Regions from separate parts of the Homo sapiens genome. Here region 2 is linked to region 1. A link is a contact called in ENCODE Hi-C or POLR2A ChIA-PET data. All regions are on one chromosome and are shown on one strand. The core of a region is the stretch at or near the end of the contact, and the rest is flanking DNA. Distances in the headings are between cores, read along the strand shown. Region 1 holds the start of MTG2 (mitochondrial ribosome associated GTPase 2). Region 2 overlaps TAF4 (TATA-box binding protein associated factor 4).

Region 1 (5,475 bases), core at 1,304-3,803:
AAAAAATCTTTGGATAAATGCTGACAGATTTCCAAGAACTACCAAGAAAATACAAGAGATATCCAATGCTTGATATATGAGGCCTAGTAATAACGATATTTCTCTTTAATTGATGTTTTGTTTTAAAAGTTAAAAGTAATTCTTGGCGTGGTGGTTCACGCCTGTAATCCCAGCACTTTGGGAGGCCGAAGCGGGCGGATCACCTGAGGTCGGGAGTTCGAGACCAGCCTGACCAACATGGAGAAACCCCGTCCCTACTAAAAATACAAAATTAGCCAGGTATGGTGGTGCATACCTGTAATCCCAGCTACTCGGGAACCTGAGGCAGGAGAATGGCTTGAACCCAGGAGACAGAGGTTGTGGTGGGGCAAGATCGCACCATTGCACCCGAGCCTAGGCAACAAGAGTGAAATTCCGTCTCAAAAAAATAAATAAATAAATAAATAAATAAGTTAAAATTAATTCTTTATCCAGAGTCGGGTGCTTTAGAATTTATAAGTCACTTATGTGTTTTGCTTGAATTAATTCTGACAGCCCCTATGAGGAAATCTGGAGGCAGGTAACAGTTCCCATTTTAGAGATGAAGAACTGAGGCACAGATTAAAGGACTTGCCTGTGTTGAATACCAGTCCTGTTCTAGGACATTCTCCCCTCTCCTAGGAGACGGATGTCACGCACAAATGGGGAGAGAAGTGTTTATTTTGTAGGCACTAAGGGTTTCTAAAACCCTTAACACTGGTAAGGGCTCAAAAATAAACGTATGTGTTCATATTCGATCACCGAAATGAGAGTTCTTAATTGCTAATTGACAAACGCGTTAGCAATTTCAGTTAGGGAGTCATCTCCCTTGATTGTGTTCTTTTCCTGTCAATTTTCATAGACCTAATTTGCAAACTCAATCGGGGACTAAAATTTCCCACTGAAAATGTTAAACATTTTAGATAACTGTGAAGATAGTTTATTTTTATTCCTTGCCAATCTGGGAATATGCCTTTTTTGTGTGTTTGTGTGTTTTTTTAAGTGCTGTATTAATAATACTTTCTGAAAGAAAAGGACACTTACCCCAAAACTTCAATCTGAAATGTCTTACATTAAGAATATCTTGAATGTTGTGTATATATTTTAAAAAGCACTTTGCAAAATAGTTTGTACATTTATTTCCTAATTTATACATGATTTTTGGTGTTAATATATTTAATGATTAATAACAGAATGTTTATTTAATGTGCTGTCCATTTTTATGTAATATTATGGGGAAAGTGATGCCAGCAGTTCCTTTTCATTATTCTATCTTCTGTCATATGAATGTTGAGCAAAGCTTAGGCCAACATGAATTGTTTGTGAAGTGTGGTTGATGGTGCTTTGTTTTTTTCTGACTACTTCTATGGAAGGCCAGTGAAGAAGCAAAGGAAGACATGAAAATTGACGCTCATTCTTCTTCCTATTGTTCCCTGACATCCAGCAAATTGTGAATTTGAAAAATGATGGCCAGTTTTCAGAAGTGCTGACAAATTCATATTGGTATGCAAAAGCTCATCACCCATTAAGGTTTGTTGTTGAATCAACAGTACTCAGCATATTAAAACAGTACATCAGAACTCATGCCAACAGTCTTTATGATGGGATTAAGGTGGACAAGATCTCCTAAGATCTGTGAATGGGATTAAGGTGGACAAGATCTCCTAAGATCTGAAAAGAAACCTTAATACGCTCATATGGTTGGAGTGTTAAGTGAACCTCTGATTTTGTCAGGGTTTTTCTACGTGTAGGCGTGAATAGGGGGCACCCCTTCAAAACTGTACAAAGAAGACGACTGTTTTCCATTTCCATTTAAACATTTTTAGCCACTTCATTTCTATTTATTGAACAGGTCAAATTTGTCTTGTTATTTGTGAGTACAGTACATTTAAAAAACATCCTTATCGGTTATTTTTTTTTCAGTCGGAGTTTGACGTATAAATTGTTTATGCTTTTGGTGTAATCTCTTAATAAACTGGTTCTTCAAAAATCATCCTATAAAGTGAGTTTTCATGAAGTTAACGGGATTTTGGTGTGATGTGTTTTGCAAATACTTATTACCGAGACCAGGTAGATCGTCACCTCGGCTCCCGGGCAGAGTTCGCGTGCGTCCGCACCGGATTCCCCGCGGCGGCAAGGCGAAGCCAGGGTAAGGGCGGTGGGGACGGCGCCCCGGGGCTGCCCTGCGGTCCCCACTGCCTGCTCTGCGTTGCCCCGTAGCCTCCTCGGGCAACGGCGGTGTCCTCGTCAGACCCGGGAGGTTCCGCAAACGCCGGAGGGGTCAGAGAAGCTGGGGGACCTTGGGCACCGGGTGGAACGGGCGGGGCGGCTGTCCTTGTGCTCGGGCAGCGAGGGCGCCGGCGAGAAGCGCGGCTGCAGCTGAGCGCTCCGCATCCCTCCTGCCGTTGCTCCTGCTTCCGCTACCAGGGACAAGGTCGCCTCTCGGTCCGTCGGCGTGTTTTCTGCACCTGCGCACTGGGCAAGCCTTGGGCTTCCGGAGCCAAAAGGCCCCGGAAGTGGTCGGCCGCTTGCGACGCTCCGGAAGTGACGTGCTTTCCCGAGCCGGTGAGTGCGGGAGCGGGGAGCGGGGAGCGTGGGCCTGGGGGGTGGTCGCGGCCCGGGCGCAAGGAGGGGCCTCGGCTTGGGCCGCGGGGTACCGGGGCGCTGGGAGCGGGAGAGGCCCCGGCCTAGGAGCTGAGAGGCCTGGAGGGCTGCCGGGCTGCGAACCCCGGCGGGACCGAGCGCTGCGGCCCTGGAGTAGCGAGCGCTCGGGCGGTGGGGAGCGGCGCCTTGCTCCCCGGTCCTGCCCCACTCTCTCCGCAGAACCGCGTTTTGGGGTCAGAAGTCTTGTCAGCCACCCCGGTGGTGCTCTGTCACGGGATGGGTGCCGTGTGTGAGTTCCGAGTCAAGTTGTTAGGAATTTGCCTTGATCCAGCGCTCTAAGTATTAAACATTTTAAAGTGATTATTGGCAGTATACAGTTGCACAAAACAACATAAATATATACACATTTGGATGATAAAACAACAATAAAGTTTTGTATTGTAAACGCGCCTCAGGGAGACGCATTTCCAGATAATTCACTGTCCGTGGCTGGCTTCTGCCCAGTGAGAGCGGGTTACCCGTTCTATTCCCATTTACGTTCTCGTAGCTGTGGATACCGAGGAACGGCGTTCACACAGACCTGTAGGTGGGAATTAGAGGGGTTGTTGGGCAGTGTCACTAGAGAAATACCTTTCTTTTGTAAAGGGGAGGACCCATTATAAAAGGGGGACGGGAAAGGAGAATTCAAATTGTTTTAAACGCAGGTTCGTCCTCAGGCAGTTCTGTTTTAGCAGAGAGAACGTAGCGAAACTTGGGCAGAAAATGGATTCCTTTGAAATTATCCTGGCCTTAGTCCCTTGGGAAGTCTGTGTAGGCGAACCTCAGTGAGAAGATTCCTGCCGTAAAATGCAGGTGTCAGCAGCATGCCAGGGAGGCCAGAGGATACTATGTGACTTTGGGCAAGTGACTGAACCTCTGTGAGTCTCAGCCTCCACTGCTTTAGATGGGCATAAAAAATGTAAAGTCAAGAATCAGGTTTCCGCTGGGCGCGGTGGCTCACGCCTGTAATCCCAGAACTTTGGGAGGCCAAGGCGGGCAGATCACGAGGTCAGGAGTTAAAGACCAGCCTGGCCAACATGGTGAAACCCCATCTCTACTAAAAATACAAAAAAGTAGCCGGGCGTGGTGGCAGGCGCCTGTAATCCCAGCTACTGGGGAGGCTGAGGCAGGAGAATCGCTTGAACCTGGGAGGTGGAGGTTGCAGTGAGCCGAGACCGCACCACTCTGCTCCAGCCTAGGCAACAGAGCGAGACTCTGTCTCAAAAACATACCCAAAAAAAAAAAATCAGGTTTCATGCTCACAGGAGGATTTGAGGAGGGTTTATAAAGGGACCGTTTGCAAAGGCAGAGTGCAGGTTAATGACAGTTGGTCCTTTAGCCTGGAACTGGTGGCAGTGGAGTTTCTACTCCTGGACTCCAAAGGATCAGGGAAGGCAGCAGTGATCGGGACAGGGAGAAGAGTCACTGGGGAGGGCTTCTTGGACTGGAGGTGTGAGCCTCAGTCTGAGTGGGCAGGGAGGTCCATGTCCCGGCCTCCTGCTCCTGCCTCCAGTCTCTGGTAGAGGGCCAGGTCCCAGTAGGTTTTCCTATGGGGCAAGCTCAGGCTCCTGACACACAGCACAGGGCAGGGTGGAAAGCTGGTCTGGAAAAGCAAATGGAAGATAGCTCGGCATGCAGTATTACCCCTCGCAGGGTATTATCGTTAGGAATACATTTAAAAGTGGATATATTGGTTGGGTGTGGTGGCTCGCGCCTGTAATCCCAGCACTTTGGGGGGCCGAGGCAGGTGGATTTCCTGAAGTCGGGAGTTCAAGACCAGCCTGGCCAACACGGTGAAACCCCGTCTCTATTAAAAATACAAAAATGAGCTGGGTGTGGTGGTGGGTGCATGTAATCCCAGGTACTCGGGAGGCTGAGGCGAGTGGATCACTTGAACCCATGAGGCGGAGGTTACAGTGAGCCAAGATCCCACCATTGCTCTCCAACCTGGGCTACAAGAGTGAAACTCTGCCTCAAATAAAAAAGAAAAAAAATGGCCAGGGCGTGGTGGCTGATGCTTGTAATCCCAGCAATTTGGGAGGCTGAGGTGGGCGGATCACGAGATCAGGAGTTCAAGACCAGCCTGGCCAACATGGTGAAACCCTGTCTCTACTAAAAATACAAAAATTAGCTGGGCGTGGTGGCATGCAGCTGTAATCCCAGCTACTCGGGAGGTTGAGGCAGGAGAATCCCTTGAACCCGGGAGGCAGAGGTTGCAGTGAGCTGAGATCATGCCACTGCACTCCAGCCTGGGCGACAGAGCGAGACTGTCTCCAAAAAAAATAAAAATAAAAAATAAAAAATAAAATATATACACATACATATATATACATGTATATGTATGTACACAAATTAGCTGAGCGTGGTGATGGGTGCCTGTAATCCCAGCTTCTTGGAACGCTGAAGCACAAGAATTGCTTGAACCCAGGAGGCGAAGGTTGCAGTGAGGTGAGATCATGCTATTGCACTCCAGCCTGGGAGTGAGACAGAGTGAGACTCTTGTCTCAAAAAAAAACCTTTCTGTGATGAGGGCAGTGTTCTAATATGTGCTGTCCCATATGTACCCACTCGTGACATGTGGCTGTGTGCACTTAGATGTTACCTCAGGGACTGAGTTTTTACATTTCAGTTAATTTTAGCCAAATGGCCACATTTGGCCAGTGGGGACTGTGCTGGACAGGTCAAGGACAGCCTTGTTGGAAGGAAAATAAAGACACCAAAGAGCAGCGTGAAAACAGTGGGATTTGTTCATCCGGCAGGGGAGAGAGCACAGCACTCAGCGGGCCTCCAAAGAGAAATTGAAAGGGCAAAAAG
Region 2 (5,475 bases), core at 1,433-3,932, 160 kb before region 1:
GAGGCGGGGAGACTGCTTGGGCTCAGGAGTTCGAGACCAGCCTGGCCAACATGGTGAAACCCTGTCTCTACTAAAAATACAAAAATTAGCTGGGCGTGGTGGCGCACACCTGTAATCCCAGCTACTCGCCAGGCTGAGGCAGGAGAATCGCTTGAAGCCGGGAGGTGGAGGTTGCAGTGAGCCGAGACCATGCCACTGCACTCCAGCCTGGGCAACAGAGCAAGACTCCATCTCAAAAAAAAAAAAAAAAAAAAAAAGAAAGAAAGAAAGAAAAAGAAAGCTCCAGTAATCTCAGGGCCGGGCTCACACCTGTAATCCCAGCACTCTGGGAGGCCAAGGCAGGCGGATCGCCTGAGGTCAGGAGTTCAAGACCAGCCTGGGAAACATGGTGAAGTCCCATCTCTACTAAAAATACAAAAATTAGACGGTGTGGGCACGCCTGTGGTCCCAGCTACTCAGGAGGCTGAGGTGGGAAGACTGCTTGAGCCCGGGACACAGAGACTGCAGTGAGCCGAGATCACCCCACTACACTCCAACCTGGGTGACACAGTGAGATCCCCGTCTAAAAAAAGCTCCAGTAACCAGGACAGCACAGTGTTGGTGCAAAGTTAAACAGATCAACACGGCCGTGCAGAGTCCACAAGCAGGCCCACACGCGGATGGACAAAGGCAATTCAGTGGTGAGGACGGGCTTCTCACATGCTGGAACAACTGGACAGACACAGGCAAACCCCTGGACCGACACCCCATAGTGTGTACCAACATCAACTCAAAATGGATCCAGACCTAAATGTAAAACCTAAAACTTCCAGAAGAAAACAGGAGAACATTTCTCTGACCCAGGGTTAGGCAAAGAAATTTTAGAAACAACATCAGAAACGAAATGCATAAAAGAACAAAAGGATAAACTGGACTTCATCAAAATGTTAAACTTCGGCTTTTCAGCAGACACTGCTAGAGAATGAGAAGACAAGGCACAGAACGGACAGACTCTTTAGAAAGCATCCATCTAATAAAGGGCTTGGATCCAGAATGTATGCAGAATCCTCAAAACTCAGTAAGAAAATAACCCAGGTTGGGCGTGGTGGCTCATGCCTGTAATCCCAGCACTTTGGGAGGCCGAGGAGGACAGATCACTTGAGGTCAGGAGTTCGAGACCAGCTTGGCCAACATGGCGAAACCCCATCTCTACTAAAAATACAAAAAATTAGCAGGGCGTGGTGGTGCACACCTCTAGTCCTAGCTACTTGGGAGGCTGAGGCACGAAAATCGCGTGAACCCAGGAGGCGGAGCTTACAGTGAGCCGAGATCATGCCACTGCACTCCAGCCCAGGCAACACTGAGAGACTCCGCGTCTCAAAAAAAAAAAAAGTGGGCAATTGAATAGACCCTTCGCCAAAGGTGGCAGACGGATGCAAATGAGCACACGGAGAGAGCCCCAACATCATTAGTCATTAGGGAGACATAAATTAAATCCTTAAAGCGACACCACTACACACTCACTAAAATAGCTAAAACTAAAAAGATCAGGTGCTCTCCAGGATGTGGAGCAACCAGAGCTCCTGGGCACCACTGGTGGGAGCCTCTCTGACAACAGCCCTGCAGTTTTGTAGAAAGTTAAACATACTCCTCATGTAGGACCTGCCATTCCACCTGAGGTGTTTTAAGCAAGCGAAAGGCAAGTGTGTGGCCTTACAAAGGCTTGTACCTGGGTCATTCCAAGCAGTTTTATTTCTGATAGCCATAAATTGGAAGCAACTCCAAAGTACACCAAAGGATGAAAGCATAAACAATTTCTGGTGTATCTATAATGGAAAAGCACTCAAATAAAATGGGATGAACTACTGATACAGCACAGATGACTCTCAAATAATCACACCGAGTTGAAGCCAGAAAAGAGAGAGTACACACCATGTGATATGGCTTGGCTCCGTGTCCCCACCAAACCTCATTTCCAACTGTAATCCCCACGTGTGGAGGGAGGGAAGTGACTGGATCATGGGGACAGCTTCCCCCAGGCGGTTCTCATGATAGCGAGTGAGTTCTCACGACATCTGGTGGCTTCATAAATGGCAGTTTCCTCTGCCCTCCTGTCTCTCCTGCCGCCATGTGAAGAAGGTACTTGCTTCCCCTTCGCCTTCTGCCATGATTGTCCCCAGTCATGTGGAACTGTGAGTCAATTCAACCTCTTTCCTTTATAAGTCACCCAGCCTTGGGTATTTTTTTATAGCAATGTAAGAACAGACTACTACGCTGTCTGACTGCATTTATATAAAATTCTAAAACACACAGACTCCCCTGCAGTGACAGAAAGCAGATGGGACAAGGGGCGTGGGAGGGACAGGAAGGAGGGCTAGAGAGAGGCAGAGGCCGTGCTGGGGGTAGGGTTCACCATGCTGACCCTGGGGTGATGGCTCCACGTGCATGCACATTTGTCGAAACTCACCAGTCACTTTACATGTGCTCAGTTTATTGCTGTGGATCACACCCCAGTAAAGCTCTTAAAACACACGCAGAGAGCCCTTAGAGAGCAAGAAAAAGGTACAACCCTCCCGGCAAAAAATAACGGAAAGCATAGTTTTAATCCTCTTCCTCCCAACGTCCTTCCCGAGTGAAAATAACTGCCAAGTTCACAGCTAGCACACGACCTTCCCCCACCAGCCCTGCCTCTTAAGAACACTAGGAGCTGCCCGAGAGTCGTATTAACAACTCTGTTCACCACCACACACAAAAACCAGGCCACGTTCAATGAGTTTTACTCTACCTGACCCCGTGAGCAACACAGGGACGTGAGTGTGCTGTCGATGGCACCCCAAGCGATCACACCCTCCACCACACTGCCTTTTTAACAGAGTATCTCACTGAGTAGCTCGGAGCATGAAACAGCTGCAGGGGTTCTCAGCTCCCAGCCTCCGAATGAAAGTGCGTGCTCAAGTCTCTGAAAAATAACACCAAGCTAGCTCCTTTGATGGAAAAGGGATCCCCCAAAATGACGCAGAAGGAACCGTGGTCAGGCCTGAGGAGCAGGCCACAAAGTACCAGCTCTGTGGGAGCTGGCTCCAGCCCCCATCTCCACAAAGCCGCAGGTGGACAGACTGCGCGCACCCTCCACACCCTCTGGAAAGCCAGGCTCCGCAGAAACACGAATCCAGCAGGCCACACTCGGCACAGGAAAGAGCAGCCTCTCCTGAAGGATCAGCAGCTCTGCTCCGCAGGCAGAAATGGGGCCTCCACCAACCCACCCACGGCTTGCTGCCGCCCCGTGAGTGGAGAGCTGGGCCCAACACTCTCCCCCGGGCTCTGATTCTAGGATTTATCCTTATTCCTTAGGTGGTCTGCACAGCAGTCAGCCAACTCAGCATCCCCTCATCATTTGGCCAAATTTCACAAATACGCAGTTGCTCACCTTAGAGCAAAGTTAAAACACCAACCCGTGGAGACTTCTACTCATGATTTGTTTCACTCGTTAATTCCTCTGCGACTCAACAGGAATGCTTACCCTCGTGCCTGTGTACAAAAGAGCTACGTGCAAATCAACACAAAAGAAATGGCAACAATACACCAAACTCCGAGTGAGAAGTTCACCCTGAAGTTTAAAGACTGTCTTTCACCTCAAAATGCAGAGGCACTGCAAAAGTGCATCTGTAGTGATGGCCAGATGTGGCTCTCAGGGCCCAGTGCAGAAACCTGGAGTGGAATGAAGTTTGGGAAGAAGCCAGCCTCGCAGCCCTGAGAGCCGAGCAGCGTCGTCAAAAGAGCAAGGTGCAAACCCTAAACGGGCACTGTGACTGATGGGACTTGCCCCTGGAAAACCTTCACCCAGCCTTCAGCATCGGCCTACACAGTCCCTCCTCCCCCTTGGCATTATCACAGTTGCAATTCGGTGACTGTTTTGTGATTTAGTCATTCCCTAACGTCTGTCTCCCCCCTCAACGCAAGCTCCCTGGGCTCAGGGATTAAATCTCTTAAGTTCACACAAATGAACAGATTGGAGAAAAGTTTAGTGAATGCACAGGTGTGCTGTGCCTACCCCAGGCCCATCCTCTCCCACCGTATATGCTAATTCCTTACCTGTCTCCGTTTCTCCTGCCAACCACAAAACCATACTACTGGAACTGTGTCAAATTTATCCATTTTCAGAACAGGATAAAATAACCTTGGCAAATAATTAATTTTCTGCATTGGATTCCTAAAAAAATCATTAACTTTACCTCACAAACATCTAAATCACATATTCATTCAAGAGGTGTTTATGCAACACTGACTGTCACCAAGCCCTCAACACACAACGGAGGGCACAGCAGGCATGGCCCACATCGCTCCATGCGCACGGGGCAAAGAAACAGTGACTGAGAAACAGCCTCCCGCCTGCCCCTTGACCCCTCTCAGTTCCCTGCTGGGTGGGCTGCTCTCCCCTCACCTCGGCGGCCTAGGTCGTGCAACCAGTCAGCCAGGCCAGGAGTTGTATCATTCTGAATTGCATTTTCCAGGTTGTAAAAGCAGCTTCTAAGCCATCTGATTGCTCACAGCCACCTCTCCATGGTGCAGGGTCCCACACGTGCTCTGCTCCTGCAGCTGAGCCTCCCTAAAGCACTGAGCAGAGGCCTGGACACCCAGGAGCCGCACCTGCTCTGGGATGCTGGAGGTGCTAAGGGGGGCCGGTCAGAGTGACCAACAGGGACAGACCCACCCAACACACGGGTTCTGGCCTTTTTGCCTACCAGGGCTTCTGGAAACTCAAACATACCCCCCAAAAAAATGCTACCTCCTTGAATTGAATTCTCTTTAAGTTAACTTTAAATGGCTGAGGTATTTTGGTAAAAATACTTCAGGATATTACAGTTGACCTTTGAAAAACATGGGTCAAACTTCCAGGGTCCACTTACATGCAGATTTTTTTCAACCAAGCAAGGACTGAAGATACGGCATTGACAGGACATGAAACCCACGTACACAGAGGGCTGACGTTTTGCTCGCTTGGGTTCCACAGGGAACTTGTATGTGCGTACGGGGCCCTGGAACCATCCCGAGAACACTGCGGGGCGACTGTATCTGGCGCCATCACTTTAGGAAATTCTTAGCACATGGACACACCTCCGTGAACAGGTACAGTGCACATGCGTGTCTGTCAAGCCACAGCCTGGGAGCAGAGCCCTGCTGCAAACTTCAACCCAAAGCTGCTTCTAAAAAGCTCGTGAGCAGCCTTCAGTGAGGCTGGCATCCACCTGACCTCCAACACAGATCTCCTTCCCGACAGTGAGCTCACATTCAGGAGTGCCATAAAGCACCTGCCTAAGCCTCCAATGATACTCAACAAAGGCACAGGCTTGCATCCCATAAATACCAACCCCTGTGTCAGCTACAGGTTAAAACTGCTTTGCTCAAAACTTAGGAATTCATGGGCCAGGCGCAGTGGCTCACACCTGTAATCCCAGCACTTTGGGAGGCCAAGGCAGGCGGATCACGAGGTCAGGA

Evidence for each region. A loop is a pair of places that touch in the nucleus more often than their neighbours do. ChIA-PET counts read pairs that join two places held with the same protein, here RNA polymerase II (POLR2A). Pooled maps may share reads with other maps.
Region 2: a loop to region 1 is called in a map of naive thymus-derived CD4-positive, alpha-beta T cell, with 11 times the contacts of the local background. The contact joins the enhancer-like site here to the promoter of MTG2 in region 1. A Hi-C loop is called at or near these places in 1 of 168 maps with a recorded cell type or tissue (naive thymus-derived CD4-positive, alpha-beta T cell) and 13 of 50 pooled maps. POLR2A ChIA-PET finds 5 or more read pairs at or near these places in 7 of 52 experiments (HEK293T, HepG2, IMR-90 and 4 more).

The regions. Positions count from the first base shown.
Region 1 is chr20:62,180,475-62,185,949 of GRCh38, forward strand. MTG2 (mitochondrial ribosome associated GTPase 2) reads left to right here and starts at 2,554. Exons shown (of 7, transcript NM_015666.4): 1 at 2,554-2,583. SS18L1 (SS18L1 subunit of BAF chromatin remodeling complex) reads left to right here. Exons shown (of 11, transcript NM_198935.3): 11 at 1-2,040. RefSeq lists silencers at 2,183-2,372, 2,412-2,596, 2,603-2,772.
Region 2 is chr20:62,023,514-62,028,988 of GRCh38, forward strand. All of the region lies in intron 1 of TAF4 (TATA-box binding protein associated factor 4), which reads right to left. Among named protein-coding and RNA genes, the nearest start is that of MIR3195, 39 kb to the right of the region's middle. RefSeq lists an enhancer at 4,492-5,127. Within about 2 kb of position 2,683, at least 4 of the 41 ENCODE cell types and tissues checked have a DNase peak (open chromatin) inside an H3K27ac peak, as active enhancers do.